4 separate regions of the Homo sapiens genome follow, and all the other regions are linked to region 2. A link is a loop called in an ENCODE intact Hi-C map of the cell type or tissue named here. Cell type or tissue: OCI-LY7. All regions are shown on one strand.

Evidence for each region. A loop is a pair of places that touch in the nucleus more often than their neighbours do. Peaks named below come from ENCODE experiments on the same cell type or tissue, not always from the same donor. Only the 100,000 strongest peaks of a DNase experiment are listed, where the experiment ranks them.
Region 1: it touches region 2 in a loop (12-fold over the local background); 2 of 110 quality-filtered maps call a loop at or near these places.
Region 3: it touches region 2 in a loop (5-fold over the local background); 2 of 110 quality-filtered maps call a loop at or near these places.
Region 4: it touches region 2 in a loop (4-fold over the local background); 2 of 110 quality-filtered maps call a loop at or near these places.

What each region holds. Positions count from the first base shown.
Region 1 is chrY:7,468,720-7,476,719 of GRCh38, forward strand. All of the region lies in intron 1 of LOC107987338 (a long non-coding RNA gene), which reads left to right. Among named protein-coding and RNA genes, the nearest start is that of TTTY16, 230 kb to the right of the region's middle. In OCI-LY7, CTCF peaks have their summits at 3,422 (motif pointing left) and 3,625; no DNase peak of the experiment used is centred here.
Region 2 is chrY:7,267,868-7,275,867 of GRCh38, forward strand. It overlaps the pseudogene PRKY. Among named protein-coding and RNA genes, the nearest start is that of AMELY, 360 kb to the left of the region's middle. In OCI-LY7, CTCF peaks have their summits at 4,829 (motif pointing right) and 5,030; DNase peaks (open chromatin) are centred at 4,834, 5,124, 5,924 and 6,594; H3K4me3 peaks cover 3,181 bases; H3K27ac peaks cover 2,893 bases.
Region 3 is chrY:7,727,038-7,735,037 of GRCh38, forward strand. It overlaps the pseudogene RFTN1P1. Among named protein-coding and RNA genes, the nearest start is that of TTTY16, 30 kb to the left of the region's middle. In OCI-LY7, no CTCF peak of the experiment used is centred here; DNase peaks (open chromatin) are centred at 1,294, 2,914, 3,344, 4,834 and 6 weaker places; H3K4me3 peaks cover 415 bases; H3K27ac peaks cover 6,085 bases.
Region 4 is chrY:7,199,931-7,207,930 of GRCh38, forward strand. No RefSeq gene overlaps it. Among named protein-coding and RNA genes, the nearest start is that of AMELY, 290 kb to the left of the region's middle. In OCI-LY7, no CTCF peak of the experiment used is centred here; DNase peaks (open chromatin) are centred at 4,781 and 6,101; H3K27ac peaks cover 1,952 bases.

The DNA.
Region 1 (8,000 bases), 200 kb after region 2:
TAAGAAACATACTAGCTGCACTGAAGGAAGCCCAGCAGCCATTCTGCCATGAACCTTCCTTTGCAGGGTTGTAACCATGCTCTTCTCATCCTCGATCATTAGGGTTTATGCACATGCCCTTAAACAACCACAGAAAAATGCAGGTTGTCCATGCTTCTGCCAGACGATATGATCCTAAAATGCAATTACTTGAGAGACACGCTATTGGAGGAACATGTTTTGAAGGACTCATGGTCCTGGATAGCATAGATTTTATTTTCAGTAAAATAAAATCTGGACCATCCAAAAACTGAATTCACTTCTGTTGTAGTTCTCCACAGAATTGCTACTGCTGAGCAGTACTTTCTTATAGTGCACTGAGCTCTAAAATGAGAATATTTGTAACAGATTGCACTTTTAAGTTGTGATCCTGTCTTTACTGTGGGGGTACTGTTGAAGACGTTTTTGGTATGAATGACTCAGATATGACTGGAAAAGCTTTGCTTAATTTCTTACCAAAGAAATGTGTGATTCATAATGCAGAAGATGTCTCACTTTTTTCCTTTGGCTTCCAGGAAGCTTGTCGCTATGTGATTTATGATTAATACTAATTTTATTTTATTTTCTTTTAATTTTAATTAATTCTTTTAATATTAATTAATTTTTTGTTTTTTGAGATGGAGTCTTTCTCTTGTTGCCCATGCTGGAGTGCAGTGGCATGATCTTGGCTAACTGCAACCTCTGCCTCTTGGGTTCAAGCAACTCTCTTGCCTCAGCCTCCCAAGTAGCTGGGATTACAGGCACCCGTGACCGTGCCTGGCTATTATTTCATAGCACTTTCTGAGTTCATCCCTAGCATCTTACTTTGTGTGAGCTTTTGGCTGATGTGTGACTCTGAGGACAGGGATCATGTGCTCTTGATGCTGTTGCTGCTGCAAGTATTATAAGCACAATAGATCTTGGTTAAATATTAATAGAAAAATGCATTCTGTCTTTCCACCTGTGCCCAATAAGATAGGTCAATTCCATCCAGAGCTTAATTACAACAGCCTCCTGACAACACATCTGATAAAAATTTTGATTTTGTGTTTTGAAGTGACCATTATTGATAAATATTTCATTATTTATTATATTGTGTATTATACATAATTATTTGTATATGTATGTTATAGATAATAAATTGTTATTAAAATGTGTTATCTATAAATATGTAATAATTTAAATATACAAAATGTATATAATATAGTTAAAATAGTATAAATAATAAAATAATATAATAATAAAATAGTATAAAATGTTATGTATGGTATAAAATATATTTATAAAATATAACTATATATTATATATAATTTACATCATTTTATACTTTATTCTTACAATAAAGTAAGCTAAAGAAAAGAAAATGTCATTAAGAAAATAATAAGGAACAGAAAATACATTTACTATTCATTGAGTGGAAGTGGATCATCATAAAAGTGTGCATCCTCATTGTCTTCATGTTGAGGAGGTTGAGGAGGAGGAGAAACAGAAGGGTTGGTCTTGCTGACTCAGCAATTATCTATATTATCTATTACATAATTTATAATACTATATGTTATATAATATATAACACCTTATACAATATAATATATGACATATATATTATATAAGGTATGTGATGTATATTACATATAACACATTTAATTATAATATATACTACATAGTATATATATATTACATAGTATATAATGTATATAACATACATAGACATAACACCATATGTTATATAACACCTTATACTATATAATATATGACATTTACATTATATTATGTATATGATATATATTACACATAACATTTAATTATAATATCATATATTACATAGTATATATTACATAGAATATATGTTACATAGTATATTATATATAACATACATAGACATATAATGGTATATTATATATCATATAGTTATATATTACGTATTATTAGGTTGGTGCAAAAGTAATTGTGGTTTCTGCCATTAAGAGTAATCGCAATTTAATATATAATATGAAATAATATGTAATTTGTGTTTTATTATAATATAATATTTCAAATACTATATATTACATATAGTATTTAAGTATTATATATTACAATAATATTTAAGATATATTATTAAAATATATATTTTATATATATGACATACCTATTATACATAATATATAATTTATACCTCCAGATCCAAAGTATATTCAATTTGACTAACACTTACAGGGCACCTTCAGCATCCAAGGTATTCTGAGGTCATTTCCTGCCATTTTGATTGGGTGAATTTTTGGCGATCAATTGTTGATTACCAATGGTGTCCCTGCTTCTAATCTTTTCCTGTCTAGAGGACCCCAAACCACAGGCCAACTTCTGTCTGAGCAGCTCATCTCTGCTCACACCTCTCTCATGCTCAAAATCCTTCAAATTCTTCCAGCTATCTCAGGAAAAGGAAAAGCCAGAGTCCTTTGCCTCATTCTCAACGCATCCCCTCATTGGCCATTTTCTTGTATTTCAGCCTTCTTTGCAGTATAACGTACCAGGAGAGTTAAGTTTGGGGCTGGAAGAAAACCCTTCATGTCCTGGCATCCTTTGTCCAGAATTCCATCTGCCCAGGCTGCTTCTGAGCAAAGCAATGCTTATCACCCCAGAGAAGCCCTTCCTTCCCGTGGACGCTCCCACCCTTTGGAGCTCATGGTGAGCTTAGGACCAAATGATTTGCAGAAGAGTGACGCATGGAATATATCAAAAAATGCCTGTGAAATTGGATGGTGTTCAAACTAAACATCAGGCACCCCACAAACCCTAGCCAAAATCGAGCTTGACTTCTTGCACAGGAGTTGTGAGTTTAAGGACCATACCAGATACTTGAAGAAACTGATAATTTTTTTGAGAAACTTGCTTGCATTTACCTTTTTTTCTATTATTGATTCATACTATTTTACATATCTATGGGGTACATGTGACAGTTTGTTGCTTGCATAGAATGTGTAGTGATCAGGCCAGATTATTTGGAATATCTGTCACCTTGAGAATTAATCATTTCCATGTGTTGGGAACATTTCAAATCTCCTAGCTATTTTAAAATACACAATACATTATTGCTAACTATAGGCACCTTACCCTGCTATCATATATTAGAATTATGTCTTTTATGCAACTGTATAAAATCAGGATTTGATGACCATCTATGATATATGCCAGCAACAGAATATCAGGCTGATGCTTTTACATCTCTGCCCCTACAGGGTCTTTTGATGTACATTGGGAACAATAATCTTCAGAGATTTGGGGAGACAGATTAGAGATGATATATGTTAAAACACGGGTCCCCATGTGGCCCGTTAGGAACTGGGCCACACAGCAGGCGGTGAGTAGCGGGTGGGTGAGCAAAGCTTCATCTGTGTTGACAGCTGCTCCCTATCACTCACTTTACCTCCTGAGCTCCACCTCCTGGCAGATCAGCGGTGGTATTAGATCCTCATAGGAGCGTGAACCCTTTTGTGAACTGCACATGCGAGGGATTTAGGTTGACGCTCCTTATGAGAATCGAATGCCTGATGATCTGCCACTGTCTCTCATCCCCGCCCCAGATGGGACTGTCTAATTGCAGGAAAACAAGCTCAGGCCTCCCACTGATTCCACATGATGGTGAGTTGTAAAATTATTTCATTGTATATTACAATGTAATAATAATAGAAATACGGTGCACAATAAATGCAATGTGCTCGAATCATCCTGAAACCATCCTGCTCCCAACCCCAGCCATGGAAAAGTTGTCTTCCACGAAACCTGTCCCTGGTGCCAAAAAGGTTGGGGACGGCTGCATTTGAACACAGTTTGCTTTACTCAGCAAACTATCATGGAGTTTTCTGTGATATCAGCGTGACCATGGAGAAGGCTCTCAATAAATGCACCAATTATGTTTTTGATGAAAATGAACATATTTTTCTTGGGTTTCCTAGAAGCACCATTCTACCTCTCAGAAGACATTCTCATAATACCAAGAAGAAAGACAAGCCAAAGATTGCATACTGAAATTATTTTAACAGCCTAAGTTTCTCTTATACGTGCCACTCTCTTGCAAACACCCATTAGAAGAGAAAACAAACAGTACATTTGAGGCCTTATTCTTGTCATCCTCCTCTTCAATTTCTTTATCCTCCTAATTCCCAAATGTAGCCACTTGGATGTGGCAGCTTCCTATTGCAATTTCCTCTTTTTATTTTTATTTTTTTGAGACAGAGTCTCACTCTGTCTTGCAAGCTTGACTGTAGTGGTGCGATCTCGACTCACTGCAACCTCTGCCTCTTGGGTTCAAGTGATTCTCATACCTCAGCCTCCTGAGTTTCAGGATTACAGGCACATTTCACTATGCCTGGCTAATTTTTGTATATTTAGTAGAGATGGGGTTTCGCCATGTTGGCCAGGCTGGTCTCAAACCCCTGACCTCAAGTGATCTGACCGCGTTGGCTTCCCAAAGTGCTGGGATTACAGCTGTGAGCCACTGTGCCCAGCCACAATTTCTTGGATCACAATTTTTTTCTGCATATAATTGAAGGTTCTTTTTTTTTTTTAACATCTGAGAGAATTGTGTGAGTAAAAGAAGAATTAGAATAAGAACATGATGTACTTGAGGGTGCTTTTTAGATGATTATAGCTGAATTTGGTTTTCCTGTTGTAAAAACTATTATTACTTTGAAAATCTAAAATGAACTTTCAGGGTTTGGTGATTAAGGCCAGTTTTATATGTTAGGTAAAGAGCTTTATTGATAAGACTCTACTCATAGTTATTACCCTGAGAAAAATAGACACAACAGATGGGAATGCATTTTTATGATTTAGGGTCTTACCATTTTAAAGGAAGGTGATTTACCCTGAGATATGGGAGAGAAAATAATGCTTGCTGTGTGAGTTTGCTAGGGCTGCATAACCAGGTCCCCCAGAATGCTCAGCTTAAACAACAGACATTGATTCTCCCGCAGTCCTGGAGGCTGGAAGTCTGAGATCAAGGTGTGGGCAGGGCTGGTTCCTCCTGAGGCCTCTCTCCTGGGCTTGGAGTTGCCATCTTATCCTGTGTCCTCACAGGGTCATCACTCTGCATGTGTCTGTGTCCTTATCTCCTCTTCTTATAAGATGTCTTAGTCCATTTCAGGCTGCTATCACAGAATACCACAGACTGTGAGGCTTATAAACAACAAACAATGAGTCTCCCACAGTCCTGGAGGCTGGAAGTCTGAGACCAAGGTGTGGGCAGGGCTGGTTCCTCCTGAGGCCTCTCTCCTTGGATTGTAGTGCCATCTTCTCCCTGTATCCTCACGTGCTCAAACCTCTGTGTGTGTCTGTATCCTAATACAATTGGAAATCAAAAATGTTTTAAAAAGAAATACCAAATCTGCAGAAAATACTGAAATACTAATCCAATAAAAATGGTAAAATGAAAATTAAAATGGTTATTTGTAGTTTTTAAGTACCATTTGCAATAAAATATTTTTAATTATTATTCTTGAAGTTCTAGGGTAGAAATGCACAACATGCAAGTTACATATGTATACATGTGCCATGTTGGTGTGCTGCACCCGTTAATTTGTCATTTATGTTAGGTATTTCTCCTAATGCTATCCCTCCCCCCTCCCCCCACCGCACAACAGGCCCTGGTGTGTGATGTTCCCTGTCCTGTGTCCAAGTGTTCTCATTGTTCAATTCCCAACTATGACTGAGAACATGCGGTGTTTGGTTTTCTGTCCTTGTGACAGTTTGCTGAGAATCATGGTTTCCAGCTTCATCCATGTCCCTACAAAGAACATGAATTCAACCTTTTTTGTGGCAGCATAGTATTCCATGGTGTAATATGTGCCACATTTTCTTTATCCAGTCTATCACTGATGGGCATTTGGGTTGGTTCCAAGTCTTTGCTATTGTGAATAGTGCCACAATAAGTATACATTTGCATGTGTCTTTATAGTAGCATGATTTATAATCCTTTGGGTATATACCCAGTAATGTGATGGCTGGGTCAAATGGTATTTCTAGTTCTAGACCCTTGAGGAATCGCCACACTGACTTCCACAATGGCTGAACTAGTTTACACTCCCACCAACAGTGTAAAAGTGTTCCTATTTCTCCACATCCTCTCCAGCACCTGTTGTTTCCTGATCACCATTCTAACTGGTGTGAGATTGTATCTCATTGTGGTTTTGATTTGCATTTCTCTGAAGACTAGTGATGATAAGCATTTTTTCACGTGTCTGTTGTCTGCATAAATGTCTTGTTTTGAGAGGTGTCTGTTCCTATAATTTGCCCACTTTTTGATGGGGTTGTTTGATTTTTTCCTGTAAATTTGTTTAAGTGCTTTGTAGATTCTGGATATTAGCCTTTGTTAGGTGGGAAGATGGCAACAATTTTCTCCCATTCTGTAGGTTGCCTGTTCACTCTGATGGTAGTTTCTTTTGCTGTGCAAAAGCTCTTTAGTTTAATTAGATTCCATTTGTCTCTTTTGGCTTCTGTTGCCATTGCTTTTGCTGTTTTAGTCATGAAGTCTGTGCACATGCCTATGTCTTGAATGGTATTGCCTAGGTTTCTTCTAGGGTTTTTATGGTTTTAAGTGTAACATTTAAGTCTGTAATCCATCTTGAATTAAATTTTGTGTAAGGTGTAAGGAAGGGATCAAGTTTCAGCTTCCTACATATAGCTAGCCAGTTTTCCCAGCACCATTTATGAAATAGAGAATACTTTCCCCATTTCTTGTTTTTGTCAGGTTTGTCAAAGATCAGATGGTTGTAGATGTGTGGTGTTATTTTTGAGGCCACTGTTCTGTTCCATTGGTCTATATCTTCGTTTTGCTACCAGTACCATGCTGTTTTGATTACTGTACCCTTGTAGTATAGTTTGAAGTCAGGTAGCATGATGCCTCCCACTTTGTTCTTTTTGCTTAGGATTGGCTATGTGGGCTCTTTTCGGGTTCCATATGAACTTTAAAGTAGTTTTTTCCAGTTCTGTGAAGAAAGTCTGTGGTAGCTCAATGAGGGTATCATTGAATCTATAAATTACTTTGGGCAGTATGGCCATTTTCACAATATTGATTGTTCCTATCCATGAACATGGAATGTTTCTCCATTTGTTTTCATCCTCTCTTATTTCCTTGAGCAGTGGTTTGTAGTTCTCCTTGAAGAGGTCCTTCCCATCCCTTGTAAGTTGGATTCATAGGTATTTTATTCTCTTTGTAGGAATTGTGAATGGGAGTTCACTCATGACTTGGCTCTCTGTCTGTTATTGATGCATAGGAATGCTTGTGATTTTTGCACATTGATTTTGTATCCTGAGACTTTGCTGAAGTTGCTTATCAGCTTAAGGAGATTTTGGGCTGAGATGATGGGGTTTTCTAAATATACAATCATGTCATCTGCAAACAGAGACAATTTGACTTCCTCTTTTCATACTTGAATACCACTTACTTGTTTCTCTTGCCTGATTGCCCTAGCCAGAACTTCCAATACTATGTTGAATAGGAATGGTGAGAAAAGGCATCCTTGTCTTGTGATGGTTTTCAAAGTGAATGCTTCCAGTTTTCGCCCAGTTTGTAGTTCTCCTTGAAGAGGTCCTTCACATCCCTTGTAAGTTAGATTCCTAGGTATTTTATTCTATTTGAAGCAATTGTGAATGGGAGTTCACTGATGATTTGGCTCTGTTTGTCTGCTATTGGTATATAGGAATTTGGCTGTGAATCCATCTTGTCCTGGGCCTTTTTTGGTTGGTAGGCTATTAATTATTGCCTCAATTTCAGAGCCTGTTATTGGTCTATTCAGGGATTCATCTTCTTCCTGGTTTAGTCTTGGGAGGGTGTATGTGTCCAGGAATTTATCCATTTCCTCTAGATTTTCTAGTTGATTTGCACAGAGGTGTTTATAATATTCCCTGATGGTAGTTTATATTTCTGTGGGATTGGTAGTGATGTCCACTTTATCATTTTTTATTGTGTCTAAGTGATTCTTGTCTCTTTTCTTCTTTATTAGTCT
Region 2 (8,000 bases):
ACTGGCTCCCTTTTTCATGACCAATTTCAACTAGCACAGAGGAGTCAGCTGCTGTCTTTGTAAACTGGGTGTAGGTCCTATTGTTGGATGCAGAGGCAGTCTAGAAAAGACTTTGAGCACAAGAAAATTGGTAGCAACAGCTCCAGGTGAGGTCACAGTTTGGAGGCAGACATCCTGTGGCAAGTTCATGCCCTATCTTGGGTACAGTGCATTCCAGAGCCTTCCTGCAGCAGTAGCAGCAGCCTAGAATGTGATACTGAGACCTAGGTAGGTCCCTGGCCCAACCTCTTCATTGAACAAAGAGAAATTCAAGGTTTTGTTCCTGGAAGGACCTGCCAAAAAAAAAAAAAAGAGACAGAGAAAAAGAAAGAAAAGAAAAAAATGCAAGCTGCAAAATTGCTAAAGCTACAATAATTGTAAAAAAATTTTTATTTTGCTATAGACCAGGTCTCACCAGAGACTGGAGACCCTAGGTGGGTCTCTGTCTCCTGGTCTCAAACCTCTTACGTGAGCCTCCCAAAGTGCTGGGATTATAGGCATGAGCCATCATGCCTAGGTGAAAACAAATTTTTTGAATGTTTTCAATGTGCAAATAATCGATTATGTGCTTCTGAAGTGACAGAAGGAAATGGAAGGTCTACAGATGCATAACCAGAAAAAGACATGCTGCTTGTTGACAATAGTGTTGCCAGCAGTATCAGTACTTAAAACATTTTTATATTTTATTTATTTATTTTGATTGACAAATAGTAAGTGTACATATTCATGGTGTATATGTTTTGATACATATAATGTATAGTGATCAGATCAGGGTAATTACCATATCCATCATCTCAAACATTTATTCCTTCTTTGTTCTAGGAAGATTTGATATCCTCCTTCTAGACAGTTGAGACTACATAATACATATATCTAACATATATATATGCAAACACATTCACACACACATTTATATGTATATATGTATGTGTATATGTGTGTGTGTGTGTGTGTGTGTGTGTGTGTTTTTGAGACAGGGTCTCATTCTGTCTCCCAGGCTGGAGTGCAGTGGCACACTCTCGGCTCACTGCAAACTCTACCTCCTGGGTTTAACTGATCCTCCCATCTCAGCCTCCCAAGTAGCTGGGACTACAGGCTCGTGCCACCACGCCTGGCTTATTTTTCTATTTTTAGTAGACACGGGTTTTCACCATGTTGGCCAGGCTGGTCTGGAACTCCTGACCTCAAGTGATCCACCTACCTTGGCCTCTTAAAGTGCTGGGATTATGGGAGTGAGCCATGGAGCTTGGCCCATATATATATATATACACACACACACACACACGCGCACACACATATATACACATAAATACGCGCACGTGCGCACGCGCACACACACACACGCATATATATATATAAATTTTTTTTGAGACAGGGTCTCTGTCACCCAGGCTGGAGTGCAGTGGTGCCATCACAGCTCAATGCAGCCTCAACTTGCCAGACTCAAGGAATCCTCCCACCTCAGCTTCTCGAGTAGCTGATAATACAGACACAAGCCATCATGCCCAACTAATTTCGTATTTTTTGTAAAGACGGGGTTTCACCATATTCCCCAGACTGGTCGGAAACTCCTGGCCTCAAGTGATCCTCCTACCTTGGCCTCCCAAAATGTTGGGATTACAAGTGTAAGCCATTTCGCTGGCCTATAATATATCATTTTTAACTATAGTTATTCTGTAGTGCTATAGAACTCTAGAATGTATTCCTTCTATTTAGCTGTAACTTTCTTAGAGAAGGTGGCATGAAAATGATATCACCGTAATCCCCAAGAACCAACAAGGAATGAGGTTTCAAACAGAGTCGCAGGGGATCTCTAGAGGAAAAGTGTCAGGGGCAGAATTTACTAACTGTTGCTGTCCAAGAGTATAGTCTCTGCCCACCTGGTTCTCTGCCATCATGGAGAACCATTATATTTGCAGTAGTAATTATGGTTTTATCAGATGAGGAAATGGGTTTCCTTCAAGAGGCAGGTGTGAAATAATAGGTTGGCGCAAAAGTAATCACTGTTTTTCCCATTACTTTATTTTTATTTTTAAATTTTGTGTGTGTCTGTGTGTGTGTGTGTGAGATGGAGTCTCACTCTGTCACCTCGACTGGAGTGCAGTGGCTCGATCTCGACTCGCTGCAACCTCCCAGGTTCAAGCGATTCTCCTGCTTCAGCATCTGGAGTAGCTGGGATTACAGGTATGCACCACGACACCTGGCTGATTTTTGTATTTTTAATAGAGACAGGGTTTTTCTATGTTTGAACGTTACAGGTAACGTTTTACTCAAAGAATAATATTAATGATGAGTATTGAAGCAAGTCAATAAGCAAGATGACTTAAGAGTGAATTCATCATGCAACAGCTCATGCCTATAATCTCAGCACTTTGGGAGGCTGAGGTGGGAGGATCGCTTGAGCCTAGGAGTTTGTGAGACATGCCTGGGCAACATATAAAGACCCCATCTCTAAAAAAAAAAAGATTTAATTAGCTGGATGTGGTGGCACTTGCCTATAATCCCAGAGATTTGGGAAACTGAGATGGGAGGATCACTTGAGGCCAGGCGTTTGAGATCAGCCTGGGCAACATAGTGAGACCCCATCTCCATTTAAAAAGAAACGGAGAGTAAGATAACCATGGACACCCACTGTGTTCTGTAATATGTTAATGAGGTTTCCTTTAAATGTTTAGATCCCTATAATGTCAATGTGGGAAAGCAAAGAAGTGTGTGAAAACTCTTAACAAACTCTCCTGTATCCTATAAAACACTGGCCTTGTTATTTGGAATTCACTTGAGTCAGATCCTTTTTTATTTATTTATTATTTGGAAGAGATGGAGTCTTTTTCTGTCACCCAGGCTAAAGGGCAGTGGTGTGATCATGGCCCACTGCAGCCTCAAACTCCTAGGCTCAAGTGACTTTGCCACCTTGACCTCCCAAGTATGTTGAGATTACAGGTGCACGCCACCATGTCTCTGCCACGCTGGTGTGCAACAGCATGATTGTGGTTCACGGCAATGTCTGCTTCACAGGTTCAAGCAATTCTCCTGCCTCAGCCTCCCTAGTAGCTGGCATTACAGGTGCCTGCCACTATGCCTAGCTAATTTTTGTATTTTTAATAGAGATGGGATTTCACCATGTTGGCCAGGCAGGTCTGGAACTCCTGACCTCAGGTGATCCACCTACCTTGGCCTCCCAAAGTGCTGGGATTACAGGTGTGAGCCACTGCGCCCAGAAAAGAAGATGTTACACACACACACACACACACACACCACATGGAATACTAGGCAGCTGCAAAAAAAATGAAATATCTTTTGCAGCAACATGGATGGAAGTAGAGGCCATTATCTTAAGCAAAATTACTCAGAAACAGAAAATCTGCACTTGTACCTCCTCAATATATAAAAAGAAAAAATAAAAGATAAAAATAGAACAAAAATTTTATCTTAGCATATATAGAAATATATATATCATCTATGCAAAATATATATCATATATGATATATCCATACTTATGTACGCATGCATTAACGCAAATGTATTATATTTAACTCAGTATAGATATGTAATGGATATTATATATTATATATACATTATATATACACACATATACACACAAACACCGACGTACGGTACGCATGCTTAAAGAATGTTCAGCTCCCCTCACAGATGGTATGAATTTTTTTTTTTTTTTTTGAGTCCAGGTCTCATTCTGTTGCCCAGGCTGGAGGGCAGTGGCACAGTCACAGCTCATTGCAGCCTTGACCTCCTGGGCTCATGGCATGTTTGTGCCTTCGCCTCTGATTGTGCTGCGATTATAGGTGTGCACCACCACACCTGACTAGTTGTTAAATGATTTTTTTTTGGTAGAGATGGGGGCTGGGGGTGGGGGGGGTGGCGCTGGGGGGCTTCCGATGCTGCCCAGGCTGGTCTCGAATCCCCGCACCTCCCAAAGTGCTAAGATCACAGGTGTGAGTCACTGCGCTCGGCCAGATTGTACAATTTTGATTCCTCTCATATTTAACAACACCTGTACCTATCATGGTATTAAATTTATAGCTCATTCTGGTTTAGGGTCAGGGACTTATTTCTTTGGAATGGCAGAGTTCAGCATTTCCTGACCCCCCTGCAAAATAATGCCACTTCATTAAGGCGATAATGACTCTTCCATGTCTAACTCATAGGCACTTTCCTTTTTTGTCTCTCAAGTAATAGGCTGTGGTTTCTCAAGGATTTTTATGCTGTGGTTTCTGAAGGATTTTTGTGATCCTTTCAAAGCAGCTTTTGTCAAGCAAGGTGTTGTGAAATGTGCAGGGTCTGTTTATAAGAAGAGGTAGGTATGTGGTCAAGTTCAGGGTGGGTTCGGTGGAATCAGACCAACCAGCAGCCCAAGCAGAGTGTTAACGCTGCAAATCTGTGCCACGTTCTTCTTCCTGCGTGCAATTTGCAGGCAAAGACATATGCTTAATTGGGTGTGAAACCCGGGCCTTGATTAAAAGGACTTTATGAGGCCGCAGCCTTACATTTCCAAGGTCAGGCCCTAGTGGAGAGGGCGCGCGTTCCGCGGGGAGACACGAACTTTTCCTGAGTGCGCGTTCCTTGCTGGTCCTGAACCCCTCGGCCAGGCAGGGCTTGGCAGGGCCGTTTCCTGTCCTAACCAGGATCAAGGGATTGCGCGGCTTGCTGGTGAAGCTTGGCAGGGCCGTGACCTGTCCTAACCAGGCTCAGGGGATGGCGGGGGCCTGCTGGTGTCGCATATGTTTTGCATTCCAGCTCAGGATTTTGCAGCGCATAGAGAGCGGGCGTCACCACTAGGGGGATATGCTACCCACAAAATGCAGGTGGAGGCTGGGCGAGGCTAGCAGCCAGGGGCCAGAAATCCAAAGCCTGAGCCAGGTTCAGACTTCCTGACTCCCACTCCCGGTTAGCTGTGCAAGGATGGCTCGGCCTGGTCCCCCTAAAAATGTGTCCGTTCTAACTTAGAGGCCGCTTTGGCTCTCAGAAAGCCCCCCTGACCTGAGGACTGAGGGACTGGAGACCGCTTTCAGTCGCAGAATCGCTGAGATCCCTCAAAACAAAGGCGTTTCCAGTTTGACCCCTTGCTGCTCAATGTGTGGTTGGCCAACCGACAGCCTGGGGCGCCCTGGTTGCGGGTCAGGGGAGCAGCGTCTAGGCCGTGCCAGGCCCGCAAGTTAAGCACTGTCTGCATTTCCCTGGGGAAAGGGGTGACCAAATATCTAGCTATATTTGCATTTCAAATCCACACGGATAAGAGTTTTAAATATAAGTATGTCCAACTATTGCCTAAGCCACACTTACGCTAGGAAAAAAAAAATCTTTGCGTTTCTGAAATTGAAATGTGTCTGCACAGTTCTTTATCAGGTTGTCGCCGGGGTGTTTAAACAGTGACCAATCAAGTTTCACACGCTACATTTGGTCGGGCGACCTCTCAAATCTGTCTTTCCCTAGTTCTTTAAATAAATGTTTATTTGGAAAGAATTCTAGATCCACAGGAAGCTGCAAACAAACGCACAGAGTCAAGCCCACCCTTTCTCCCCCTTTCCAAGTAAAAATGTGGAATCACCAGTCCTACGACGAAACCAGGGCGCTGACCTTGTTCCCCAGACCCGGCAGCCCCTCTTGGGGATCCGCGCGCAGCGCGCGTCCTGAGTAGCCAGGCTAATTCCAGCCCCTCTCCTCACCAAACGCCAATTTCACTTTCTATTTTTGAGCTTCACTTTTGCTGAGCCACGCCCTCCCTGTCCCCGGGCCACCCAGCCTCCCCATCTTCCGGGTTTGGGTGCAGCAACGCGGGTGGCCCGCCAGTGCGACTCCGGGGAGAAGTCATCCTGGGTCCCACCCCGGGGGCGCCCCGGGCGCGGAGGGGGCGTGGGCACCTCCCCAGCGCCGCCCCTGCCCTTGGTGACTGGAGTCGCCTGCACGCCCGGGTCTCCGACTCCTCGGCTGGGTCGCCGCCCGGGCGGAGCCCACGCGAAGGCGACGCCCCCCAAAGCCCCGCGGCCGGGTGGGGGCGGGGAGAGGCGTAGTCACGCCCAGGCTGCTTCCGCCCGCCCCAACAGCGCGCACGCGGCCACCGAGCTGGAGGAGGCGGCGGGCGTGAGACCGGGAATGCTTGGGGCCCCCGCCTTCCTCGCAGCCATCCAGCACTCGGTGCACGCCCCGCGAGGCCAGCGGCTGCTCCCTCCCGGGGCTATTGCTGCTAGTGCCGTGAGCACCGCCCAGCCATTGTCTCTGTGTCTCCGTCAGCCGTGCCGAGCCGCGCACCCAGAGGCGAGGGCGCGCATGGGGAGCCTCCGTTGATGCTGCCGCGGCTGCCGCGCCGCCCTCCGAGGCTGCGTCCCGGGGAGTCCGGCTTCCCGAGCGCTCCGGCCTGGCCCGGCGCCCCGGACCTGAGTGCCTCCCCATGGAGGCGCCCGGGCCGGCCCAGGCGGCCGCGGCGGAGAGCAACTCCCGAGAGGTGACGGAGGATGCCGCCGACTGGGCGCCCGCGCTCTGCCCCAGCCCCGAGGCGCGGTCGCCGGAGGCGCCTGCCTACCGCCTGCAGGACTGCGACGCGCTGGTCACCATGGGTGAGTGAGTGCGCGCGGGAACTCGGCCCACAGGGGCTCGCGGCGCGGCCGGGACCCCGTAGTAGGACAAAGGGCCCCGGGTGCCCGCTTCCTGGGGAGGGCCCTGCAGCGGGATCCCCGCGCGGGGCTGCCCTTGCGCCCTGGGTCTCCCCGGGGGCCTCTCGGAGAACTGGAGCGCACCCTCCAGCCCCGGCGAGTCCCCCGGACTGGCTGGGGGCCTTCCCTGGAACGCCGAGGGCTCCTCTGGAAGACCACTCTGTATCCCCAGAACACACAGCACTCTGGGGCCTGGGCCGTCCGACGTCACAAAACTTCCTGTAGGACATCTCGCCTAGAGTACCTCGTGCGCTCTCCCAGGCAGCGGCCCCAGGGACACGGGCGCGGGGTCCCTCAGGCCAGCCTCCCCGTGTGCCCAGCGGCAGGGTCCTTGGCGGGGAATGTACAGATTTCTCCATGGGCTGCAGGAGCAGCTGGGCTCCGGGGGACAGTTGTTCGTGGCTTTGTGGGGATGAAGACGGCGGAGTTGGGGACGGATCCTAACATGTCCTGACACCGCCTGTGCTCTTCGTCTTGTGCGTCTGAAATGGGTAATTCTTGTATTGGACGCTTTATCCGTTTCCTTTGTCGTCTGTCTTTGAACTTAACCTCGAATGGGCAGCTTGACAGAGGTTTCGAGTTCACAGTGCGTTTGGATCCGGACACGCGCTGGTTTATGGGGGCAGCCCAGAGTGGGTCAGAATATCCCAGCGGCATGTGGGCGCTGGATTTAAACAGTTGTCACCGGCCCGCCTGTGCTTCTTAGGGACTCTGTATGGCTAAGTGGGGTGTTGGTTGTCAAGAAAATAAATGGGAGAGCGGAGGGGGGTGTCTTGGGTGTGTTGGTGGGGCGGGGGCTCTCAAACCCTCTTAACTCCTGTTTGTCCTCTCATTTTGGAAAGGAGGAAGCTGGGCTGGGAAGCCCAAGGGCTTAAGGTCACACCTTAGGGCTTAGGAAGACCAGCGGGCATAGCCAGAGGGCCTTCAGAACCGCTGAGGAAGAGAGGACTTAGCTTCCTTCAGTGACCTCTTTGCCACTTAGACCTTGAGGGAAGGGCCCACGAGGAAAGCCTGAGTTTGGAAGGACAGTGTGGGACGAGGCCCTCTTTGTTTCTGCGCTCCCTCCCTCCTCCTATCTCATTCTCTCTTTCTCTGTTTCTCTTTCTGTGACCCTGTTCGTGTATCTGCATTTCTTCTCCTCTGTCTCTCTCAGTCTTTCTGTCTGTTCCCTTACTGTCTTGGTCTCTCTGTCTCCCTGCCTTCTCTCTGCTTTCCCTCTTCTTCTGGTCCCCCATGGAAAGCTGTCCTGGTCTAATCTTAGAGCTGGGTGTGTTTTGCGGGGAAGAAGGGTGG
Region 3 (8,000 bases), 460 kb after region 2:
CCCTGGACATTCAGCCTTCAAGAAGGCCAAATGCTCAAGCTGTGATAAAGAAATTTAACTGAATGGGGCCACAAAAGGTGACACCCCCTACTTGTGAAACGGACATGATAATAGCATCTTCTGCCATAAAGCTGTTGTGAGGAGTAACTGAGATGACACGAGAAGGACATAGAATAGTGCACTTGGAGGGTGACTGCCATCATGACCACTGAAAGGCTTATATGTGAAATGATCAAACCCAAAGGCTTATTTATTCCACCAAAGGAGGAAAAAAGGACAACAGTGAGCTGCCTAAATTTCAGAGATTTGCAGCCTGAGCAGAGAGATAAAGGGGCTGCTTTATGCATAGAGACAGGCAGTGTTTACCTGCCTAGGGAGAATGGGCTCGAAGGAGGATTTAATCCCTCCCCCTGGCCTATACTTGCAGAGCTGAAATTCTCATCTACTGGTGGGCTGACCGCCTCCAGAAACACATGCATTCACCCATTCCTCCCTAGCGGGGTCTGTTTTTCCAGGAGAGAATGGGGACTTGGGTGACGGGATAGTGGCCAAGATGCTGTGGGTGTCAATTTTTCTGTGTGTTCAGCCATTGGGAGAGATTCTGGGTGAGGGAAGTGAGTGGCCACAGGATAGCATAAAGGTCCTGGGCACCTGGGAAGGTTCCTAGGACAAGTCTCCCCAGTGAATAATGCTCTCACAGAAGGCAGGAGGTCTGGAAGGAGTCTCAGAGGAAGATGGGCTCTAGAACACAGTAAAAATCTGAAAAATCCTGAGGAAACCTCAGTAGTCACTGCCTCCTTTCTCAAAGCCAGGATTCCATGAGAGGTCGATGTCGAGTGTCAGGACTACTGAGCCTGTACCCCAATAGTAGCAGCTCATACTCATGAGTCAAGCATTGCCAAGTGCTTTAAATATGTCTTCTTTAACCTTTCCATGAGAAACCATCATTCTATCCCCATTTCACAGGGTGAGAAATTGAGGCATGGAAGGCAGGTTGGAATGTAAACAGAGGCTAGATTTTTGAGCACTATGTTCCCCACCACTCTGTCACTCCCTCCTTTTCTCCTGGGGGCCTCTGCTTGGCCTGACCCTTGCCCTCCTACAGTCCTGGACTGCAGAGAAGGGCTCCAATGAGGCCCATCTTCTTGCTCAAGATTCAGAGTACACACATCAAGCCCAATCTCCTGAGAAGCTGGAGGTTTCTGGATTAAGGCCTGAGCATTCATGAGGAGGACACACCGGGCTTAAATGCATGCTCAGCTACTCCATGAGGTGCAGCAGGCACCTGCTTCAAACAGTGAAAAATCACACAAATGAATGGCTCTATTTCTGCGCATACTTAAGAAGGCTCAAGGCCTTGATTAAACAGTAGTCTTACTATATCACACAGCTGAGGCAGCTCCAATATCTCCCTCTAAATCAATTTTGCAAATAGGCCCCTGGAATTAACCATCCCATAATTTTCTTCTCAAGAAGTTTGGAAGTAACAAAACATACTGTTTCTCCTTGTTTTCCCTTCTTGAAGCACTACCTGTTCATTATCACTTGTAAGAGGCTAATTTCAAGAATTAGTAAATAAATGATAATAACAATATTAACCTGAGAGAACATCCAGAAAGGCCTAAAGAGAAAGCCCTCCTAACCTCTGGGTGTCTTCTGTCAGTCTTCATACTTGTTCACCTTTCAAAGGCTAGAAGGGGTCATATGGCTCGTCTACATACCTTACTCGCAGGAAATGACTGGATGCTAGATTTCCTGGAGAAAGGGGAAATATGGATGGTAGATTTCCTGAAGAAAGTAGAGAAAAAGGCAATACAGAGAAACAGAGGGAAACTTTGTTCCCTATAAATCTTGTTGAGGACCTCAGTAAATTATTTTAGTCTATCACACAGGAAAGAACAAGTAGAAAGGCGTGAAGGGATGTTGGGTAAGTCCACCTGGGTTCATATGCCGGATCTTCCTATTTCCAGACTGGGCAACAAATTTCCTCTCTAAATCCCAGTTTGCACAGCTGTAAAATATCTTACTTTAGGCAGGTATTTTAACAAGCTGTGTGTAGGTTGTCATTGGTGCCTGGCAGGCTGCCACTTTCTGTGTGAAAGCTGGATGATTCAAGGGAAATTTTGAGAGCACAGGAGGTAAAAGAACTCAAGAGTCTAGAATCCACTTCAAACATGACATTTTGGAGCACACTGCAAGTCAATTTCATGTGGTTCTGTTCTCTCCATAAATCATAACTTCAGTAAGTAAACAGTCAGGTGGCCCAGATAACTGCTTGATAAAATTTCTCCTATTTGATGGACTGCTATCTCTACACTCTAATTCCATTCCTTTTTCTCTGAGATACCATGGGGATTAATGAAAAGCTGTTAGTCACTCTTTAAGTGGGTCAAAACTCCCAGTGCTGACATACTTACTCCCTGAGAGTGGCTCTTCATGTACCTCCAATGAGTCGCCATCTGGGTCAACCAGTGTCTTGCTCACCCCACGTGGTGAAAGTTGTCCACCATCTCCCTCTCCAGGGGGTGAGCTGGGCTTCTGGGCAATGGGTACCTCCCCTCTGGGGCCTGAGCAGTTTCTGGGATTTGGTTTCTCCCAGCCAGGGCACCACACATGTTCCTAGTCCCTGGTTTCTCATTCTCCAGTGACACATGATCCCCATGTGCATTTTTTTTACATCCCTGGCATTTTCCATGCTGTTGGCAGTAGACACCGGAGCACTGCTGCCTGCCAAATCCACAGGGGAATGGTACTGAGGCATAACACCAATGAATTTCAGGCCCTGGCTTGCAGCCTCCTGGATCTGTGCGGCAAACAAAAGGAAGGGAACCAAGTGAATGGAATCGTCTATCAAAAGGGCATGTGCAGAGTGCAAAGAGCCTCCCTGAGGCCTGCGAAACTATTTCAGGTGCACATGAAGAATTTCAAGCTGGCAGGAGCCCCGTGTCCTCAGGGACACCTGCCGCCACATCCTGGTCTGAAGAGGATAGGCTTTTTTTGTTTTGTTTTTGTTTTTGTTTTGTTTGTTTTTTGTTTTTTTAATATGTTGTCTGATGGAAAAATAAAGCATTGGGTTTGAAGGGTTGAAATCACCATTTTGAAACACTGCAGTAGTCCTTATTAGCCATTTTTTTTAAAGAGGCTGGAAAAGTTCTAAACAAAGAGTTTGAAAGAGGAAGTTCATTTTGGTAGAGTGTTTTTTTGTTGTTGTTACTTTTTTTCAGAGGAATCACTGACTTCCTGCCCATCAGGCTATTGTGTAACTACAGCTTGTCTATATAATCATATACAAAGACCAGATGGCATTTTAGACCCAAAGAGCTCCCTTTTTGGGCAATAGTTTTGGCCAAGAGGGGCAGAAGTGGAGAAAATCACCCCCGTGCCAAGGCTGTGGCCACATCCTCCACGAGATGCACCATCTGATGGACACCTTGCTCCCTGGTGTTGTTAGGCTTAGGGAAGGTCAAAGGAGCCCACAGATCATGCCTAGCCCACAGCTACAGACTGACTCTTGGCCCTCAAAGTCCTAGTCCACACCATCCAGCAGCCAGGTGATGGTACCTTCTCATTCCCTGTACCAACAGGATAGGAGATGAACACCCACCTGGAATGCTGAGGCATTTGAACTCTCCCTCTCCCTAAAAAATACCCCTATGCAATTAGATTGAGTGTAATTCATAAGTTTGAAAGGAAAATTGAAAGGAATAAAATCTAATAAAATCAAGCAAGAACCAGACCAAATCAGAAGGTAGGATTTAGGGGACTTTCCAGGCACGAATGCTTAAGTCACTTTACACATAAATAAGGCGGTGCAGACCTCAGAGCTGTCTAAGTCTTTGTCACCAACCCATAAGCAGATGAATTCAGAAAATCTTGAGGCCTCTGCAGTGTTAATCTATCATCATTAGAGAGTCAGTTTCACCAGGATGGAGCTATTCTCTCTAAAGGAGAAGCAGCCCTGACAGCTCTTCTCAGAAGAACCACCCTGACATTAAACAGAAAGTCATTTTTGTTCCACACTGCACATCTTGGAAAACTGAAGCTGCAAATGTGCAGTCCAGTCTTTCTTTAAATCCTAGCCTGTGCTAGACATAAAATAACAATAGTAGTAATTACTGTCTAGTGTAGACCTACTATATCTAGGCATTGAGTTAGGCATTTTACGTAAGTTAAAACAACAAAATCTTTCATCCTTCAATGACTCTGCATGGTATCACTATCTCCATTTCAGATGAAGACATTGAGGCCCAGAGACATTAATGTCACAAAGCAAGCAGTGAGTAGCCAGAGTACAAAACCAGGTCAGGCCTGGGCCAAAGTTCATTCTTTTAATCACAAGACTTATTGGATACATCTCAAGGCATCAACCACATATATGTCTTTGGGCATGTTTGCGTCCACTCATACACCCAGAGTTGGCTCAATTCATGCTTCAAAAGTTAAAAAAACAACAAAACAAAGCACACAAAAAACTTACAACCATCTATTCCATTCAGAAATTTTATTTTTTCTCTCATTAATCTATGATATCCACCAATTTCAAAAGGGTTTCATATAAAAAGAAAATATATATATGCTCATATATTCCATATAGCTTATATATTCTATAAAGCTCCTAAAAGAAGGCACAGCAACACAAATTTTAAAATAAAATAGCAGGGAGATAATTATACCAAAGAACTCTGGAGACTGAGGAAATCCACCACCTGCAAAGCATACTTCTGAGCTTCCTGGCAACATATGCCAAAAGAGCAAGGCAATGGGTTTTACAGCCCTAAATGAAGTAAGGAGACACCTGCACTAGCTTCTGCTACTACTATCTTAATGCAGATGAAACAGCTGTGACTACTGAAGCATTTTAATAACTGCTTCCACTGAGGACTCAACCGTAGGCCAGGCTCAACTAGACTCATGGAAATAGCATGAAGTTTAAAGGCTTTTGAAAAGGCCTGATGTGGAGCCCCAGATGTGTAACTCAACATCTTGGGGAAGCAGAGTAGATTATATAAACTTTCTGTGCCTCAGTTTTCTCATGTACAAAATGAGTGAAAACACACTTATTTTGCAGTTGCACTGAAGCTTAGTTTAGATATTACATATGGCAAGTGCACCAAAGAATGGGTCATAAAGACGGCATCTTAACTTCTCTCTTTATCAGTCCTGGGCTTCTGCAACCCTGCAGAGACTGCTGAGTCATCTAGACTGAAGAGACAAGGACTCCAGAAACAGGGCATTATCCTAGCTCTCCCCTTCCTCACTGGGACTGGAAGAATTGGAAAGGCTTGGACACAGACATCTTCTCTTCCCCCACAACATACCAGACAACCATATTCCCTTGCCATTTTGTACTGCAAATTTATCCTCTAGGCCAGGGGTTCTAAAGTTTTGTCCCCAGACCACAGCATCAGCATCCCCTGGGAACCTGTTAGAAATGCAAATTCTCAGGCCCTAACACAGACCTATTGGGTCAGGAACGCTGAGAGTGGGATCTAGCAATAGGTGTTTTAACAAGCCTCCAAGTGACTCCAATGCAGCCTGATGTTTGAGAATCATCAATGTGTCTAGAATACACATCTCATGAGGGCTTGGGTATTTTACACTGCTGCATCCTCAGTAATAGAATGATGTCTGACATATAGCAGGTCCTCAATAAATATCCGTTGAATGAATGAATACATTAAATAATGGATGAATAAGTATGTCTTCTCTCCCAGAATGAGCTTCTTGAAGGTAGGGATGGAGACATCATTTTTCTGCTCTAGAATTCAACAGTTAATAAGCCCCATACACTGGCCCAGACCAACACAGTGGTTAGGTATCAGAAATATAAAATAGGATCCCTAACCCTCAAGAAGATTTGATGAATTATTGTGAACAGACTTTAAAAATATTTACACTATCTTGGAACAATAATGCTCATAATGACATGTATGTAAAAAGTCAAGATTCTAAACTTCATTGACTTTATTATGACAACTATGTAATATACATACATAAACTATGCATAAAAAGAGTCACCAAAACAAAAACAGCACTGTATTTAGGGAGTTGGGCTATGATTGATTTTTTTTCTTTTACTGTGTAATTTTCAAAATTTACCTAAGGGGCATGGATGTTATTTTAGTAGTGAAAAAGTAAATATTGTAAAAATTACTCATAGAGGAAAATATAGTAATGGATATGAAGGTATATAAATGACAGTGACAATGGTGATCATTTCTGCCTGAAGGGGAGGTTGAGAAAATTTCTCAGAGTAGATCAGGGATGTAACAAATGACACGGTGTAACACAAAAGGAAGAGTGAGAAATGTGGCAGAACTGGAGTGTGTATGCCTCACCTTAAAGCATTCAAATCCATTTTTTTTTTCAAAATGTCACGCTAGGTAAAACATATTTGGGATCTACTCTGCAGAAGGCTTTGAGGAACGAATAACAGTTCACTAGGTATGTAAAGGAAAAGGAGAGGGCAATCCATGTAAAGGCAAGGATGGATCATGACAGGCAAAAGCTTGACAGTATGCAACAGCCTGATGTGTTGAGGAAATTTCTAGACATATCTCAGGAACATGACGTGAGAAGCCAACAGAAGCCCAGAAATAAGGCTTGACTAGACATTACAAGGACTGACACACATGTGGACTTGTATTCATGCCCACAAAAACTCTGACTTCACCATGTAGGCCAGCATATCCAACTGTCCCACCAGAGTCATAACTTCAAGAACAGAGGAGAGCGGGAGTCTGAGGGAAAACTAAGATTTCTTCGAATGCTCATCTTTAACCTTCAACTTCAGTGCAAATATTGTATCTTACACCATAGTGCTGCCTAGGATCAAAACCTTTCAAACGATGTCAGAGTTAAATGCTGCCCTTATCCCATGTGTTCCAGGGAAATTCACACCCCCAAGAAGAGGAAGCATATTTGTAGCTCTGCTTATTTCCTTCAAATAGATTCCTGGAAGTGGAATTAATGAGTGAAGGGATATTAACTTTTCAAAGGCTTGGTAGAGGCTGCCAAATTGTTAAACAGAAAGGATGAGTAGTCTTTTTAACTAGAAGACCACATTTAGATTATATGAAGATCAATATTTGGCTAGACCTAGGAGACACGACTCTTGTGGTTCTGTCTTACCATAGTATAGACACTTTCCTCTTTTTCAGAAAGTGATTTGACTGTGTATTGATGGCTAAATTAAATCCTGCTTCTCATTCATGCATTTATAACCTTCACTGAGCCAGTCTGATGTTTATCATGGTGCTGGGCCTGTGATGTATTCATGAGAGTTCCCCAGCCACCAGCTCTCCTCCACTGTATACTTGGTGACCTCCTGCACTCACATGGGTTCCACAAATCCGATGTTAATTATTTCCAAGTGTGAACTCCTAGCCCTGGCTTTCCTTGGAAGTTCAGACCTACAAAGTAGATGATCACAGTTGACGGGCCCGCTGTCAATCTGGTCTCTCCAACTGGAATCACAGTATCTTCTTTCCTTTCTCTAATCCTGTGTATCTGTTCACCACACCCTGTCACGTTTATCCCCCAATGTTTGTGGAATTACTTCTTCATTGAAGAGGCATCAGGTTGGATGGGCTGGATATCTGTTTAAACTGAAATACACCCTCACCCACCTTCTTCTCATTTCTGCTGTCTGTAAGAAACGTTCTGCCCCAAATACTTAAAGGAGTAACTATTTGTGGTTTAGGCACTGAAAATTAAATATGGCTGTTTTGACTGATGCACAACTTCAGTTAGTTGCTCTATAATGAATAAGGATAAGCTCCACTGTAACTGTATTCAGGAATCATAATGTGAAAAATATTTCTTTTTTAAAAAATTTAGTTATATAAAAAGTCTCAACTCATTGTACAAAAATCTTTGGTTATATATTTGAGGAATCACTTTTATTTTTAATAAAATTAATTTTTTAATTAAAAATAACAATATGACATTAGATTTCAAGGCTGAATTATCTGTTTCTACATCTAAAATGAATACCATGT
Region 4 (8,000 bases), 68 kb before region 2:
GGATCCCCGGTCTCCCCCATTTCCAGGCAATAGCTGCCAGTGCCATGCTAGCAGAAGATGCCAGTAAATCAACTCTAGGGCAAAAGCTAATTATCCAGGTGCCACATACCATCGTTACCATAATGGAACAGAGGACATCATTGGCTATCAAGTCCAAGAATGTTAAGGTATCAAGTACTTTTATGTGAAAATCCATATATAACCTTAGAGACTGTGAACACCTTGAATCTGGCCACCCTTCTCCCCGTAGAGATGCCCAAGCTGCCCAATCATATGCCACAGCATTATTGTGTAGATCTGGTGGATGAGGAGTTCTTGAGTCAGAGAGACTTGAAGGACCAGCCCTTTTGAGACTCAGAGTTGAATATTTCACAGATGGGAACAGTTTTATATCAGAAGAGGCCCATCGAGCTGGAGATGCAGTAGTGACCATATATTTGGTGGCAAAGGCCTGGTCTCTGCCCACAGAAACATCAGCTCAAAAGGCAGAGTTAATAGCCCCAACCAGAGCATTGCTATTAGTCAAAGGAAAGTCACTTAATATTTGCACACTCAAAGTACACTTTTGCTACATTGCATGCTCATGGAGCTGTTTACAAAGAAAGAGAACTTTTAACTGCTGGGGGAAAGGAAATTAAAAATAAGGAAGAAATTTTATAGCTTCTAGTTGCTGTATCAGCTCTGGAGACAGTAGCAGTTATTCACTGTAAAGAACACCAGGTGGGAGATGGCACTGAGGCAAGAAGAAAGAGGAAAGAGGATAGAGAAGCACAACGAGCAGCCATGACAGATGCACGTCCTGAAAAGGAGACCCAACCGTGCTGCTCTTGCTAGAGCTCTCCTTACCAGAGGTCCCAAGTTACTCTCTGAATGAAAAAGCCTGGTTTGGGCAAGAGACTGGAAATTACTTAGAAGGAGCCTAGTTGAAATTCTCAGTTGGGAACCTGGCCATTCTGGAGGCAACAGTCCCGAGGTTTGTGAAGCAGTTCCATCAAGGAATACACATGGGAATAACAGCATGAGACACATCGATCTGGCAGCACTTCTATGTGCCACATCTCACTGTTATCACATGAGCTATTAGTGAGCAGTGCCTAACTTGTGGCCAGAATAATCCATGGCAAGGTCAAACCCAGCTTCCAGAAATTCAAGCAACAGGGGCAGCACCTTGAGAAAATCTGTTCACCGACTTTACTGAGCTGTCTTGAGCTGGAGGCTATCAGTACACGTTAGTGTTTGTTTGCACCTTCTCCAGGTGGGTTGAGGCATTCCCCACCCAGACAGAGAAAGCACGAGAAGTGACTCAGGTATTATTAAAAGACATTATACTCAGATTTGGACTGCCATTGACTTTAAGATCAGATAATGGGCCAGCATTTGTAGCTGAAGTTGTTCAACAACTAAACCAATCGTAAAAGATTGAACAGAAATTGCACACCGCTTACCATCCACAAAGTTCAGGAGAAGTAGAGCAGTTGAACCGGACGCTCAAGCAACTGCTGAAGAAGTTTTGCCAAGAAACTCATCTCAGGTGGGATCAGGTCTTGCCCATGTCACCTTCTCCGAGTCAGGTGCACCCCTACTAAAAAAAGTGGGTATTTGCCCTACAAAATTGTGTTTGGCTGACCACCACCAATTATAACTCATGTTAAAGGTGATCTACGGGAACTAGGGGAATTAACTTTAAGAAGCCAAATGAAGGCCCTAGGGCTGGCTATGCAAAAAGTTTGCGGCTGGGCACAAGAAAGGATGCCTATAAGCCTAACGGATCCAGTTTACCCTTTTATGCCTGTGGGCCAAATTTAGGTTAAGAAATGGAACCCAGCCACTCTAGGGCCCACATGGGATGGGACCCACACTGAAATCTTGTCCACTCCCACTGCTGTTAAAGTCACATGTGTCACACCGATACACTATACCCGACTAAAACTGGCAGCATTGGACCAGTGGACCAGTCAGCAGGACCCAGACCATGCAACACAACTGATCCTGTGGTGGACCAGTTTACTACTGAGAAAGACGACTGCCCTGCTCTGACCACTCTGGAGGCTGGTCAATCTAGACACAGCTGAAGCTTGAGGAAATGCCAAGCCCTGCTCTAGCCACACCACTGGAGGCTGGCTAGTCTAGGCACAGCCAAAGCCTGAGGAGTCTACATCAGATGAATAAATGCGGATAGGAATTTTAAGTTTGTTTGCTATCTTAGTGTTGCTGATTGCCTTGTTACTATGCTATCATTATTGCCAATCTTTCTGAGAAAGGACTTTTTCTGCCCATGTCTAGTATGAAGATACTGCTTTTTTTTTTTTGCTTTGCTAGCAGCGGTGCATGAGGCTATGCAGGAAGAAGTACAATTCAAAGAAGGAGGTTCACTCTGCATGCATACTACATTGATAAAGAATGCAGTTGTTAAGACTTTATTATACCACACATACTATGAATGCCCACGGACTAAGCTAGGTGTCTGTACCCACAATCAAACTATTTACTAAGTCTGTGATCCAGAGAATGAACAACCCTACACATGCTATGACCCAAAGTTCTTACCTAGGAACTGGTTTGAAATTCATACTGGATCAAAGGAAAGTAGTCTCTTAAATCAGACCAAGATCTCATCCGCCCACAAAGGAGCTGTACCCATGTACCTTAATGTATGCCAATGGACATCTAGTAATACAACTTTCTCAAAGTGGTTTCCACATACTTATCCCCTAGCCACTGCTTCTACAGGATACTCCACTTCCTGCCTAAACAAGAAGGTCTGTAAACCCTTTGTCTGCCCCTCCAAGATTCCAGCAGAGGCTGATTGGTATTGCCCAACACAGTATACAGAACTAGGTGTGGAACCTGTGACAGTCATGGTTATCCAAATGTAGAAAGACCCAGATTGTAGGACTGGCACACACAATCTTATAATCCTTACTAATTTAAAGCCAGATCTCCCCACATGGACTACAGGGCTCTCCCTGACATTACAAATGGGAGACCAAAAGTCAGAGAGTAATTTATACATTATAAAGTAGACCTGGACCTGTCCAGCCCAACAGCAGTTTCAGGTCTTTAAGTAATTTAATGAGCATTTCAAGCAAGAGGTACCTGAAGTGCCCCCTCGTATAGCTATAAATTTGTTTGCACAGTTGGCTGAAAACACAGCTGGTAGCCTGGGGATTTCCTCATGTTATGTCTGTGGAGGAACAAATATAGGACACCAATGGCCTTAGAAAGCTAAAGAGATATTGCTTCAAAAAAATTATACCCTAACCTTTTTATCCTCAGAGCGGACACTCACAAGCCCAAGTGTTTAGCTAGTGAAGACTTTTATCATTAAGAGATACTGCATAGCCTGTTGGAGAAAGGCTTTTCCTAACCCAGTGGGAGAATTAGCCTGGCTAAGGCAGCAATACTACAATGACACAGTAAGAAAAACTTTGTGATGGGGTAAAAATAAGCTAGGCAAGAATACCACCAGATAGCCATGCTGCAATCCATTTTCATGTTTCCCTTTCCTGTTTCCCTTCCTTGAACCACTCGTGGTATCAACTAGAGATACCAGCCACCTGACAAGCAGCTTCTGGCCTGTGTTGGATCTGTGGGGCAAGAGCATATAGGAAATTGCCAGATAAGTGGACAGGAGCTTGCATGCTAGGAACAATAAAACCTTCATTTTTCCTACTTCCACTACAAAAAGGAGAAATGCAAGGATATCCCATATATGATGAAAATAGAAAGAGAGCTAGAAGGAGCATAATCTCAAAAATAGATACAAATATCAAGAAGCACATAGACATAGGGGACTGGAAAGACAACGAATCAATGAATGCTCTCTCAAAACAATTATTAAATACTATAGGCCAGCTACCTGGGCACAGAATAGGTCCTGAGGATACTGTACCCCGATCTATATGTTCAACCACATCATAACACTACAAGCTGTACTAGAAATCACCACCAATGAAATTGCAAAGGCTTTGGATTTATTGGCTCTACAAGCCACACAGATGAGAACTGCTATATATCAAAATAGGCTGGCATTAGATTACCTCCTAGCCTCAGAAGGATGTGTCTATGGAAAGTTCAATCGGACGAACCTTTGTCTAGAAATTGATGACAATAGGAAGGCTGTCATGGAAATCACTGCCAGGATGCAGAAGTTAGCTCATGTTCCGGTTCAAACTTAGTCAAGATGGTCTCCAAATTCCCTTTTTGGGGGATAGTTTTTGATCTTTGGAGTATTTAAAACCTTGATAGAATGGTTCATGCTTATCATAAGTTGGCTGCCTAATACTCCCTTTTCTCCTGCCACTTCTCATCGGAAGTATTCAGACAACTATAGAAGCAATTGTGGCCAGACACACAACTACTCAGATCTTGGCCCTGACCAAGTATCAGACCCTGCCCCAGGAAGAGTATGTACCAACCCCAGAGGAACTAGATAATTGTGGTGCTCTCTATTGAAGCCTAATTCTTATATACAGCACCAAAGGGGGGAATAAAGTGGAAAATTAAAAGAAATTAAGAACTTACTGTATAAAGTTAGGCAGAATAGGTATGAAATGCCCCCCCAAGAAGTGAGAGTTAAGTAAGACTATAAACTGACTTTCTGTGGAGTCTGTGAAGCATTAACCATATCTCTCCTCAACATATTTTGTAAGTTCTGTAAGTTCTTAATTTTCTAGCTGTGCAGCTGCAAGGTCACAAAATAGATAAACATAAGCTGCAAGACATGTTTTCCGAAGAATGTCACATGATGATTAACTGCCTTTGTTCTCACTTCTGTAAGCCTGCTTCCTGGATCACATAATTCCCGCCTGAAGATGCATAAAAGGCACTTGTTTTCTTCGTTTACTGCTCAGACTTTCAAGACGTGTCCCCTGAGCCAGTGTACACCTAAAATAAACCCTCCTGAACCCCACTTGGTCTCTCCAGTTCTCTGATTTCTGCCACAGTGCAACTTTAAATCCACATGAAATCTGAACTAATATAGGGAAGATGCAGCATTTGTAGCCAGCAATTACCCTGGAAATTCCCCAGAAACAGTAACATTCTGATTCCTATAGGCTTTCTTGTCTGACTTTGCATCCAGCTTTCCTTTCTTCTTTTTTTTTTAATCATGAAGAGGATATTGAAATATAACTTTAAAAAGAAACAAGAGTCCCAAGCATGGTAGCTCACACCTGTCATCCCAGCACTTTGGGAGGTAGAGGTGGGAGGATACCCTGAACCTAGGGCAACATAGTGAGATCCCAGCTCTACAGAAAAGTTTTTAAAATTGGCCAGGCTTGATAGCATGCACCTAATGGTCCCAGCATCACAGGAGCCTGCGATAGGAGGATCGTTTAGCCCAAAGTTTGATACCAGCCTGGGCAACATAGTAAGGCCTCATATCTACAAAACGTTTTTAAAAATTAGCCAGATATAGTGGCACACACCTGTGGTCCAAGTATCACAGGGAGTTGAGACACAAGGATTGTTTGAGCCCACAAAAGTTGAGACTGCAGTGAGCTATGATCACACCACTGCACTCCATCCTGGGCAACAGAGTAAGATCCTGCCTCTAAAAAAATAAAAAATAAAAAAATAAAAAAAGATTGCTTTTGGAGGCCAGACCAGACTTGGATATTATGGTAAAACGAGAAAATGCAAATGGAAATGTATTTTAGCAGCATTAAAGTATCATCCCATGTGTGGGAATGGTGGTTCACATTTGTAATCCTAGCACTTTGGGAGGCCAAGGCAGGCAGATCACAAGGTCAAGGAGATTGAAACTATCCTGACCACCATGGTGAAACCCCGTCTCTACTAAAAATACAAAAATTAGTTGGGCGTAGTGGCATGCACCTGTAATCCCAGCTGCTCAGGAGGCTGAGACAGGAGAATTGCTTGAGCCTGGGAGTTGAAGGTTGCAGTGAGCTGAGATCACACCGCTGCACTCCAGCCTGGTGACACAGTGAGACTCCATCTCAACTAACTAACTAACAAACTAACTAACTAACTAGCTAACTAAATGGATCATCCCTGACAAACATATTTCTGGCCTTTTGCATGCAAACAGTGATTACACCCATGTAGCCAGTCCCGCTGCTGCCACCAGCAGTTCAGCTCCCTTGGGACAAAATACCTTAGATGAACACTCACTTCTCTTATTGAATCTGGCCATTTAGGGGATGGAGGTGACTCCTCCTGACCTCTTCTGCAGGTTCCTCGTACATTTCTGCTCTCCATTCTAGAACCTCAAATCTTAAACATCACGTTCTCTGGTTTCACTGTAGCCACTTGACCTGTGCTCTTTCTGTAGTTGTCACTCCAAATAGATGATTCTCCCTGACCTCTTTTATCCCATAATTCCCCCACATTGACACCTAAGGCAGGACACATTAGAGAAGACAGAAAATCAAGTCTAGTGAGAAAGCAATCAACAATGCTTTGCTACCAATTTCTGTTCAAAGAAATAGGCCAGGTGCAGTGGTTTACACTGCAATGTAAGCACTTTGGGAGGCTGGGGTGGGAAGATTGGATTGCTTGAGCCCAGGAGCTCAAAACCAGCTTAGGCAACATAGTGAGACTCTGTCTCTACAAAAAACATAAAAAATTAGCTGGGCTTGATGGTATGCATCTGTAGTCTCAGCTACTGAGGAGGCTGAGGTGGGAGGATCAGTTGAGCCCAGAGTTCAGGGCTGAGTGAGCTAAGATCATACCACTGCCCTCCAGCCAGTGCAACAAAGTGAGATCACACTCAGAAAAGCATATGCCTTCATTTATTAATTTTCTCATGCAACCAATATTTATTTGAGTTAGGATTGTATGCTCAGGAACATACCAGATACAAAAGGATATAACAGAAAATGTAACCAGCAATGCCTCTGCCCTTGTTGAGTTTAAAATCTAGTGGCCACAGGGGTAAGGCTTGGTGACACATGCCTGTAATCTCAGCACTTTGGGAGGGCTAGGAGGGAGGATCATTTGAACCCAGGAGTTTGAGACCAGCCTGGGGTACATGGCAAAACCCTCTCTCTACAAAAAACTTAAAAAGTTAGTTGGGCTTGGGGGTGCATACCTGTAGTCTCAGCTACTAAGGGGACTGAGCTGGGAGAATCACCTGAGCCCAGGAAGTCGAGGCTTCAGTGAGCTGTGACCCTGCTACTGCAATCCAGCCTGGGCAATGGAAAGAGACCCTGTCTCAAAAGAGTTAATTAATTAATTAATTAATTTAAATCTAGTGACCAGAGAGAGCTGATAATCCAACAAGCTCAAGAAAGTGTCAGAGAGTACAAAAAAAAAAAAAAAAAGCAAGGTGGTATGATAGAGAAGGTCCTCTTTCCTGAGATGAAATTTGAGTTGAGACCTGAAGGCTGACTACAAAAAGACTTAGGGGAAGAGCTTCCCAGAGGGCAAAAGAGTTTTGTGGAAACCACACAAGGGTTCCACACTACACAGCACACATAACAGGTATTCATGCATAGCTACAATCTATAACTCAAGTCATAAATTGGTGAACCCATCTGCATGGTCCAACTTCCCCAACGTCATTTCACAAAATCAAAGTGGGATTACTTTTTAACCTACAAATGTTAATTCAATCAAATGTCTGCCCCACACCTCCCATACTCCTTCAAGGTGGCCCATGTCAGTGGGTGTTTGTGACCCAATTGTTTATCAGGTCATTAAGCAAATCAAAGCAACCTAATACACTAAGACCATAGTTCAGATAAAGAGCTGAATTTTGGACATTCCTTTTGTGTTGGTGGTGCTTATCATATTTTTAAAAATGAGAACCGTTGGAACTTGAATATGAGCAGACTCATACACACACACTTATGATGAGCTTTGTATGAGATATATGCTTGCATGTGTATAATGTGCATTACATATATTCTTTTACAAACTTTTATATGTATATATGTGTATAATATATTTTCACATATATACACATTCTTTTAAATTATATATGTATTATTTATATGACCATATGTTTCTATTACACACATTGTGTGTATGTTATA